Linked DNA regions of Homo sapiens: region 2 is linked to region 1. A link is a loop called in an ENCODE intact Hi-C map of the cell type or tissue named here. Cell type or tissue: ovary. All regions are shown on one strand.

Evidence for each region. Hi-C counts contacts between places; a loop is a spot of excess contacts. Peaks named below come from ENCODE experiments on the same cell type or tissue, not always from the same donor. Only the 100,000 strongest peaks of a DNase experiment are listed, where the experiment ranks them.
Region 2: a loop joins it to region 1, with 5 times the contacts of the local background. A loop is called at or near these places in 7 of 110 quality-filtered maps.

Annotation. Positions count from the first base shown.
Region 1 is chr20:47,711,534-47,716,533 of GRCh38, reverse strand. All of the region lies in intron 3 of SULF2 (sulfatase 2), which reads left to right. Among named protein-coding and RNA genes, the nearest start is that of SULF2, 71 kb to the left of the region's middle. RefSeq lists enhancers at 4,050-4,119, 4,987-5,000, 4,937-5,000. In ovary, no CTCF peak of the experiment used is centred here; a DNase peak (open chromatin) is centred at 2,513; H3K27ac peaks cover 3,265 bases.
Region 2 is chr20:48,186,562-48,191,561 of GRCh38, reverse strand. No RefSeq gene overlaps it. Among named protein-coding and RNA genes, the nearest start is that of LINC00494, 170 kb to the left of the region's middle. In ovary, a CTCF peak has its summit at 2,173 (motif pointing right); no DNase peak of the experiment used is centred here.

The sequences.
Region 1 (5,000 bases):
AATATAGTTATTTATCTTTTTTTCTCCCCAAGACAGAGTCTTGCTCTGTCACTCAGGCTGGAGTGCAGTGGTGCAATCTCAGCTTACTGCAACCTCCACCTCCTGGGTTCAAGCAGTTCTCCTGCCTCAGCCTCCCAAGTAGCTGGGATTACAGGCGCCCGCCACCACACCCGGCTAATTTTTGTATTTTTAGTAGAGACAGGGTTTCACCACATTGGCCAGGCTGGTCCTGAACTCCTGACCACATAAGTCATCACGCCCAGCCTCTATTTATCATTTTTTAAATGTATGCTAACAAGTAGTGAGTTTATTATTTAAATGAGTGAACAAATATGTTTTAAATTTCTCAGTTTTCATCTCTAATATAATAACTATCACTAGATATAACCAACATACACAGGACTCTGGGTTCCTTAATAAATTTTGACCATATTGAAAAGCACTGCTGTTGCCTTACACTGACCTTGAGTGCTTTTTTGGTTTTATAAAGCACATCCACAAATGGAAGTCATGTCCCGTGTGGGCCAAATAGATCCAAGTTCAGCCAGCCAAACACCATACAAGCAAATAGGAAGACAAGAATTTAACAATTCTACCCACTCCTCCACTCACAGAGGGTGTGCACCGGATGATAAAAAAACAAATCTACGTTCTCAGCCAGGCGCAGTGGCTCACGCCTGTAATCCCAGCACTTTGGGAGGCCAAGGCGGGTGGATCACTTGAGGTCAGCTCAAGACCAGCCTGGCCAACATGGTGAAACCCTGTCTCTACTAACAATACAAAAATTAGCCAGGCATGGTGGCGAACACCTGTAATCCCAGCCAGTCGGGAGGCTGAGGCAAGAGAATCACTGGAACCCGGGAGGCAGAGGTTGCAGTGAGCCGAGATCGTGCCATTGCGCCCCAGCCTGGGTGACAGTGTGGGACTCCATCTCAAAAAAAAAAAAAAAAATCGACATTCCCTCACTCAGCTGTGTCTCCCACAGGCCTCCCATTACGAGGTGTTCGTTGGTTCAGTTGTTTACCCATTTATTCCACAAACGTTCATCGAGGTCTCGTCACTGACCAAGCTCTGTTCTAGATGTGAGGACACAGGGGACAAGGGACTCAGAAAGCCGCTGCCCTCATGGGGCTGGTACTCTGGTGGGAGAAGCACGTGATAAAAACTAGAAGACAGATAAATATGACCAGTGAATAAATATGTGGAGAAGCAATGTCGGGGGAAAGGGGAGAGCCTGGGCGGTGTGGGGAGATGCCATTTGAATAGGAGGGTTAGGATTGAGCCCCAGTAAGTTAACATTTGAGGCTGGACATGGTGACTCACACCTGTAATCCCAGAACTGAGAGAGGCCAAGGTGGGCAGATCGCTTGAGCCCAGGCATTGAGACCAGCCTGGGCAACATAATGAAACCCTGTCTCTACAAAAAAAAAAAAAAAAAAATACAAAAGTTATCTGGGCATGGTGGCTTGTGCCTGTGGTCCCAGCTACTTGGAAGGCTGAGGTGGGAGGATAGCTTGAGCCTGGGGAGGTTGAGGGTACAGTGAGCCACGACCGCACCACTGCACTCCAGCCTGGGTGACAGAGTGCGACCCTGTATTGGAAAAAAATTAAAAGCTTTGAGCAAATAGCTGGGAAAGGTGAGGAAGCAGCCCATGCAGGTATCTGAGGAAGGTGATTTCTTTCAGGTAACAGCAAGGGCAAAGGCCCTGGGGCAGGTATGAGCTTTGGGGTTGGGGTGCTGGTAGGATAGAGGGAGACCCCAGGACAGGAGGCTGGGGGGAAAGTGGGGGCAGATGCAGTCACGGAGCAGGACAGGAGACAGTTATAGGACTTTGTAGGGCATGGCAAGGACTTTGGATTTTAGTTGAGGTGGATGTGGAGCCACTGAAGGGCTTTGCACAGAGTGGGGGGCTTGATCAAATTTGTGATTTAATGGGATCCTTCTGGCTGCTGTGGAAGATGGGCTGAAGGTGGAGGCAGGAGGACCAGGGACGAGGTTCCAGCAAGGTCCAGGCAGAGGCAGTGGTGGCTTGGACCAAGATGGTGACAGGCGGATGATGGGAAGTGGTCAGACCTGGATGTGTCCTGAGGGTGAAGCTGCTGGGACATATGTGAGGGAGGACAGAGGAGCTGAAGTCCCCTCCATGGTGCGTAGCCTTGACCCACTGGCATTGACGGATGTATGGATCACAGGGCGAAAATCAAGAGGCCGGTGTGAAGTGCTGATTTGACACCAAATGAAGTGATTTGAAGGAAATTACTAAGTATGCAGCGGTCCAAATGATACATAAAAACGGCCAAACGTGTGTGAGAGGCACGCGGACAACTGGAATTGAGATGATGCCACGAAGGGCAAAGACCCCGTTTTGTTTTCGCAGACTCCGTGCCTGCGAAATGGCGCGGGTCTGTTTTGGGAAGGACGGACTTTCCACAGGCTTCTGCTTCATCTTTCGCCGACCTCTCTGAATTGCTTTGGCAAACACTGTTTATTGTCATTGGCTCGGCTCCGCGCTCCAGCCCATCTCTGCTGATAGATGTGTGTCATGCTCAGCCGACTTCACTGTGCGGCATGAACACTCCTCCCCAAGCTCATTACTGGAGTCTCGGAGGGGCCTTGCCATTTTCCAAAACGGTGTCACATCTGGTTTCTAACAACCATTTTTATTTCTCCAGAGGTCCAAGTTTTCATCCCCCTCCCTGAAAACGGAAAGCAGACTGTATTTTGGGAACTCACAGTTCTTTTTTGTTTCTGTTTTTTTGTTTTTTATTATTTTTTTTTTTTCAGAGACAGAATCTCACTCCGTTGCCCAGGCTGGAGTGCAGTGGCACAATCATGGCTCACTGCAGACCTAAACTCCTGGGCTCAAGTGATCCTCCTACTTTGGCCTCCCAAAGTGCTTGGATTACAGGCATGAGCCACCACGCCTGGCCCTTTTTCAGAGTTCTTTATGCACAATCTCATTTGTTGCTGCCCCCATTTTTATAGAAGAATTCACTGAGGCTCAGACAGGAGCACTCGCTTGCCCAAGGAGTCAGAGTCCTCTGACTCTGCAAACCAAGCTCTTTAAAGCCACACTGCAACCCTGTCGTTAATGGTACATTTGGACAACTTTTTAAACTGTGCACTTTACACAGAGTTTCACAACCTCGGCACTGGTGACACTTTGGGGCTGGATCATTCTTTACGGGGGGAGGAGGGCCATCCCATGCACTGGAAGATGGTCAGCAGCATCCCTGGCCTCTGCCCGATAGATGCCTGTAGCACATTCCCCCACCCCGCCAGGTCATAGCAGTGAAAAATGTCTCCACACACTGCCCAGTGTCCCCTGCAGGGCAAAATCACCCCTGGTTCAGTGTATTCTGCACACAGATGTGCTTCAGGTTGGCAGCCCTGCCTGCTCCGTTGACCCATTTTTTTCAGCATGTAGCACTGTGCTGCAGACACTATAATAGAAATCCCTTCCTTTCTTTTTCTCCCCCCACCCCTGCCCCCCAGACAGGGTCTGGCTCTGTTACCCAGGCTGGAGTGCAGTGGCAGGATCTTGGTCCACTGCAGCCTCCGCCTCCACTTCCTGGGCTCAAGCGATTCTCCCACCCCAGCCTCCCAAGTAGCTGGAACGACAGGCGTGCAGCACCACACCTGGCTAATTTTTTGGTTTTTTGGTAGAGACAGGGCTTCTCCGTGTTGCCCAGGCTGGCCTCAAACTCCTGAGCTCAAGCAATCTGCCCATCTTGGCCTCCCAAAGTGCTGGGATTACAGGCGTGAGCCACCACACCAGGCCTAGAATCCCTTTCAGTAAGACATGCAGTTGCCACCTCTCCTGCACTCCTGGGCGAGGGGTGTGACGCTTAACATTAGAGGGCGCTGCCCCACCTTGCACAGCTGTGTACCTCAATCAGGTGCACCTACCCAGCCCTCCTGTCGGCCACTGCTCACCGTGTGCACACTCTGGGCCAGGTACTGCGCTGGGGCTACAGTGCAGCACGGCTCCTGCCTTACGGACCCCACACCCTAGTTGGGGAAATGAGGATAAACAAGAAAACAAATGCATCTATAGGATAATTTCAGAGAGTGCAGAGTGCTGTAGAGGAAATAAACAGCCCGGTGACTATAGAGGGATGGGTGACCAGGGACAACTTCTCATCTGACCTGAGGTGCCACGGTGAGGAGGAGGCAGGCGTCCCAGGCAGAAGGAAGAGCAGGTGCCAATGCTCGGTGGGGTAGAGAGCTTGGCTCCTAGGGAGCGTGAGACCTAGAGAAGTTGAAACAGAGTGAGCTCAGCAGTGCGTCCCTGAAGGGAGACGGCCTGATGGCTCTTGGACTCAGAAGGGCCCTCTGGCCATTTGGGGAAGTCTGGGCTCTGGGAAGGCTGCGGAGGCAGAAGTCCAGTTGGAAGTTGGCTGTGAGAAGGAAACAGGTGAAGAAGCAAGATGCATTTCTGTCTTTTTTGGGATTTTATATCCTGTGTATATGTGTATGTTGTGTATTCGTGTATGTGTGTATATGTGCTTTTACTGTATTTTCCTGCATCGTGTATATGTACATATGTACCTGTATATTCATGCATTGTGTATATGTGAATGTTGTATATCTATGCATGTGCGTATGTGTGCCATATATTAATGCATATGTGTATTTTTATATGTCATGTATTCACTCGTGTGTATATGTGTGTTGTATATTCATGTATGTATATGTAGTGTATTTGTGCTTGTGTATATGTATTCATGCATGTGTGTATATGTATGTGTTGTATATTTATGCAGGTGCGTAGATGTGTTTGTGTGCTGGTTCCAAAATATGAGGACAAATTGCCAAATCAAAGTGAATAAATATTTAATGAAATGGTGTTGCATGATTCAGCGAGTCAGCTCTGGAACATTTGGACTCTTAGAGAGCTGTTTGTCGATTACCTTTAATGTAGTGTGTGGGTGGAAATGGTGTGGGATGAACATGTACCGAAAGTTGCTGATGTCCTTAAAGAAGCCCTGTTGGTATT
Region 2 (5,000 bases), 480 kb before region 1:
TGTTTTTAAAGAATTATTAACTTTTAGCAGCAGAAAGTTCCCCAAAGCGGCCTCAGTCTTCATGCAGGGACAAGACAGCCTGGAAGCCAATGGCCTAGTGGACTTTGCTAGGCCCAAGACCCTGCAGGAGAGACTGCCTCATAGCACCTCTTACTCCAGCAGGGACATGGGAGGGAACTTCTGGGGTGACTCACACACCAAGTGTTAGAGCACTGAGTGGCTCCTTCCATGGAAATTCGGAGCACAAACACAGAGCTTAGGTGTGAAATGGACATAATAACACATAACACGATCACATCAGCAGAGGATTAAATGAGATAATATGCAAAATGCACTTGGAACTGTGCCTGGCAGAGTTAGCCCTCGGTGGGAATTGGTGTTGTTGTTCTTACTATTGCCTTGTTAAAATATAATTGTTTCAGGTGAGCCCTGTAAAAGAAAATAAAATTTTAGAACTGTCTAAAAGTATTATGCCATGGGAGAAGTTAAGCCCTGGCGACTGAGCCACGGCTGCATATTTGCAGTTCTGCTTCTTAGATTAGAGCTTAACTGTCTTCCTCATTGTTCTCGTTGCTATAAATGACTAAGAGAGACCAAAGAACAGACCTTCTCCTCCTTCCAATCACTGATCTTTGTTATAGATTAACTGTCTCCTTTATTGTCCTGTACCTAACTCAGACCAGATGGTGCCCAAGACCCCGTGACAGTTACATCTTCCATGGAGAATGTTAAATTCACCTTTCTGGAAAACAAAAGCCATCTCAACTAATCAGATCATTTTAACTATGCATTAAGCCTTACATAGAAAGAGATTGGAATTCTGTTAAGCCTCCCTAAGCTTTGTCTATATAAAAATCCCAAACTTCTACAGTTTGGAACATTGACTTCTATTCTTTGGAATCTCTGCTTCCTAGGCAGCTTGTCCTCACACTTTGCACTTAAATAAATTCTCTTTAAACTAGATTCTGACCCTGTTGATTATATTAGGTTGACAGCCCATTCTTAGCAAATTAATTCTTAGTGAATGAATCAATTCACTTACCCCAAAATGGTCACCAAGCTCGTGCTATGTGCCAGGCATCGTTCAAGGTGCAATGGAAAAAAAGCTAAGCAACAATAAACAAAAAAAGCTAAACACACAAGACCTGCCCTCCCTGATCTAACACTCAGACCCCAACAACAAATCAAACCAATGAGAAAATGCCAAGCAGTGAGAGTGCTCCACAGCCCCAGCTTTTGGAGCTCTTGGGCTGGGCTGCAGCAGGTACAGGAGTGGGCTGACTTGTGGCAGCTGACTGAGGGCGAGGGTGGGGTGGGAATGGAGACTCTGCATGGAGGCTCCCTTGACTGCCAACTCACAGGCAGGGCACCTGCCTTCTTTGCTGCCCATTTGACCCAGTGCACACCTCCTTTCCCACTCCAACCCCTGGTCCGGAAAGGTCATGGCTGGCTTTACAGCATGTATGGCTGAGCTAGGCAGAGTGAGGCATGCACCAAGGAAAGCCTCTTGTTCTTCCCCAGCTGCAAAATCCTTCCTTCCCCACCCTGGGGAAAAGCTGGCCTGGGTTCCTAGGCCCCTCCTGACTCTATGAGCAGCCAGAGGACAGGACGGGAGGTGGTCAAAGCACAGGCCCTGGAGCCAGAGAGAGGCCTGCTGTCTCCTCCTCTTCCCACCCACTTCCCGCCCCACCTGCTTACCAGCTGGGGAATATTTAGCAAGTCACTTAACCTTTAGTCACTGAATGCCTTAGTTTCCCCATCTCTAAAATGGACATAATAATACATTTCTCCTTGGGCTGTGGGGGCATTAAATATGCAAAATGCTTAGATAAGTGTCTGACACCAGAGTAAGCCCTTAATAGATATTAACTCCTATGGATACTTCAATTAAAGGCACTTCCAGAATAGCAGAGTAAAGACCTTCCCAAATCTACTCTTCCATAAAACAATAAGAACACTGGCCAAAAAGCAACTGTCAAAATCGACTTTTCAGAACTCTGGATATTAACCAAAGGCTTAAACTGTACAAGGATGTTTATTCAGGAAAATGCTGAATCTCAGAAAGAACAAGCTTTGTTTCAACTTGCCCTAACCCATCCCCATCTCCCCAGCTCCGTGGTAGCCTTGAAAACCAACCACCTCAACTAAGCAGCTATAGAAAGCAGCCACCTAGCAGCCACTTGGGGGAGCAGAGGGACAGGAATTTCCCCAAAGAAGATATGAGGATGCCCAGTAAACACATGCAGTTGCCCAGCATCAGGAATCTTTAGGGAACTGAAAATCATGACCACAATGAGATGCCGCTTCACACCCACGAAGATGGCTTAAATCAAAAAGACAGACAATAACAAGTGTTGGTGAGGTTGTGAGAAACCAGAAGCCTTATTCATTGCCAGTGGCAATGCAAAGTGTGCAGCCACTCAGGCAAACAGTCTGATGCTTCTTCAAAAAGTTAAACAGAGTTCACACACTATGCAGCAATTCCATTCCTAGGTATATATCCAACAGAAACAAAAACACACGTCCACACAAACATTTGCATGCAAATGTTCACAGCAGCATTATTCATAATAGCCCAGAGTGGAAGTGACCCAAATGTCTATCAACTGATGAATGGATCAAGAATGAAAAGCTCCCTTTGGGAGGCTGAGGCAGGTGGATCACTTGAGGTCAGGAGTTTGAGACCAGCCTGACCAACATGGTGAAACCCTGTCTCTACTAAAAATACAAAAAAAAAAAAAAAAAAAAATTAGCCGGGCATGGTGGCACACCCCTGTAATCCCAGCTACTTGAGAGGCTGAGGCAGGAGAACTACTTGAACCTGGGAGGTGGAGGTTACAGTGAGCCAAGATCGCACCACTGCACTCCAGCCTAGGTGACAGAGTGAGACTTCATCACAAAACAAAACAAAACAAAACAAACAAACAAAAAAGAATGAAAAGTTGTGCAGTCGGCCTTCCATATCCACGGTTCCACATCCTAGGACTCAACCAATTATACATCAAGAATATAGTCAGTCCTATGATGATCATGTCTGTAGTGAACATATATAGATAGTTTTCCTTGTCATTAGTTTCTAAATAATATAGTATAACAACTATTTATGTAGCATTTACCTTGTATTAGGAATTATAAATAATCTAGAGATGATTTAAAGTATACGGGAGTATTGTGTAGGTTAAATGTGAATACTACTCCATTTTATATCAGGCACTTGAACATCCAAGGACTTTGGTATCCATGGGGATATCCATGAGGATACCAAGATGGGACAGCCAGTGCAGAGGCATGCATGTGGTAACTGTTCAGAGGGCAGCAAGGAGGCCAGTTTGGCTGGGGTGGAATAAACCAGGGGGCAGATTCAGTGAGAAGGGAGGCTGGCAGGATTCGTGGAACCAGTCCTCTACGAATACCAAGGGACTACCGCATATGCATTCAGAGTATTATTCTATTTCTATTATTCTACCACAAAAAGGAATGGAATGCTGACACATGCTACCACGTGAATGAACCCTGAAAACATTATGCTAAGCAGAGGAAGCCAGTCACAAAAGATCCCATATCGTCTGATTCCACTTACATGAAATGACCAGAACAGCCAAATCCACAGAGGCCGACAGTAGCAGTGGCTGCCTATGGTGGGAGGGTAGTGGATGGGGAGTGACGGCTCATGGGTATAGGGCTTCTTTGGGGATAATGCAATGCTCTGGAATAGATAGGGATGATGACCACACAACTTCCCGAGTTTAATCAAAAGCACAAAACTGTATACATTAAAAGAGTGAACATCATGATATGCAAATTATCTCTCAATAAAGCTGTTACTAAAAAAAGATTCAAACACCCAGTCCAAAGCACCGCCATCTCACGCTTGGACCACTCTGGGGCCGCCTCATGGGTCTCTGGGTCTACTCTGCCCCTTTGAATCCCTGGACCCTTCTGATTTGTTGAAGCCAGAAGCATGATGGCGTCTCTCCCCTGTCTACGGTCCGCCATCCTTCATTTCCTTGTGTTCACCCTTCTCTCATGATTCAGGCTTTGGCCTGTACTGTTCCCTCACTGGATGAGCCTTCCCTTCCTGTCTCCCTGGCTAATCTCTGTCCACCCTTCAGGATCCAGCCCCCTCCTTGGAGAGGCCTTCCAGAAGCCCTCTGCCTGGGTTGCTGCCCCAGCCAACTCGCCCCAGCTCAGAAATGTTTCCTGTGCACTGTTGTCTCTCCTGCTGGTCCAGCACCTGTTTTTTCACTAGATCAAGCTCTTGCAGAGGAGAGTCTGGCTTCTCCACGGCTGTAGCCTCAGTGCATATGTCAATGTCTGGCACAGGATAGGGGCTCAGTCAACACCTCTGAGTAGATGATGTCCCGGGCTGCAGTGCAGCCCAGGAAGGAGCCCAGAAGCCAGCTCTGCAGAGACCTGCTCCGGGACGTTGGGCAAGACACCACCCACTCACGTGTGAACGAGCTGGAGAGTGCTGGCAGGGCTAGTGTGACAGCTTAATTTAATTGGCTTAAATAACCTCTGCATAACAATGCGTGGTTTAGCAACAGCTTCTCTTTGTACAAGCTTTGGAGGAAAAGAATCTAATCTCTCTTTAATTAGCACCACTTTGCAGATGAAAGTGAGGCTGGCAAGGTGCACTGACTTGCTTGGAGTCACAGTTTGAAAGAGGTAGAATAATTCACCTTGTTTGTTCACTCACCCATTCATTCATTCACTTGTTCACTCAGTAAGTCAGTATTTATTTTTCATGTAAAAGTTGTCCTGGGTCCTGGGGATACAGTGGAGAAAAGACAAAAGTGGGCCTGATTCCATGGAACTGACATTCTAGAGAAAAAGACAGGTAATGACTCCAGATTTTGGTATGTGCTGAGAAAGAAAAGTATGATAGAGAGTGAGTGAGTGGTGGGAGTGGGGAATGTGTGGGGGTGTAGGAAGTGCAGCTGTTTTAGCTGGGCTGGCTAATGAAGGCCTCACTGAAGAGGTAACATTTGCCTGAGATT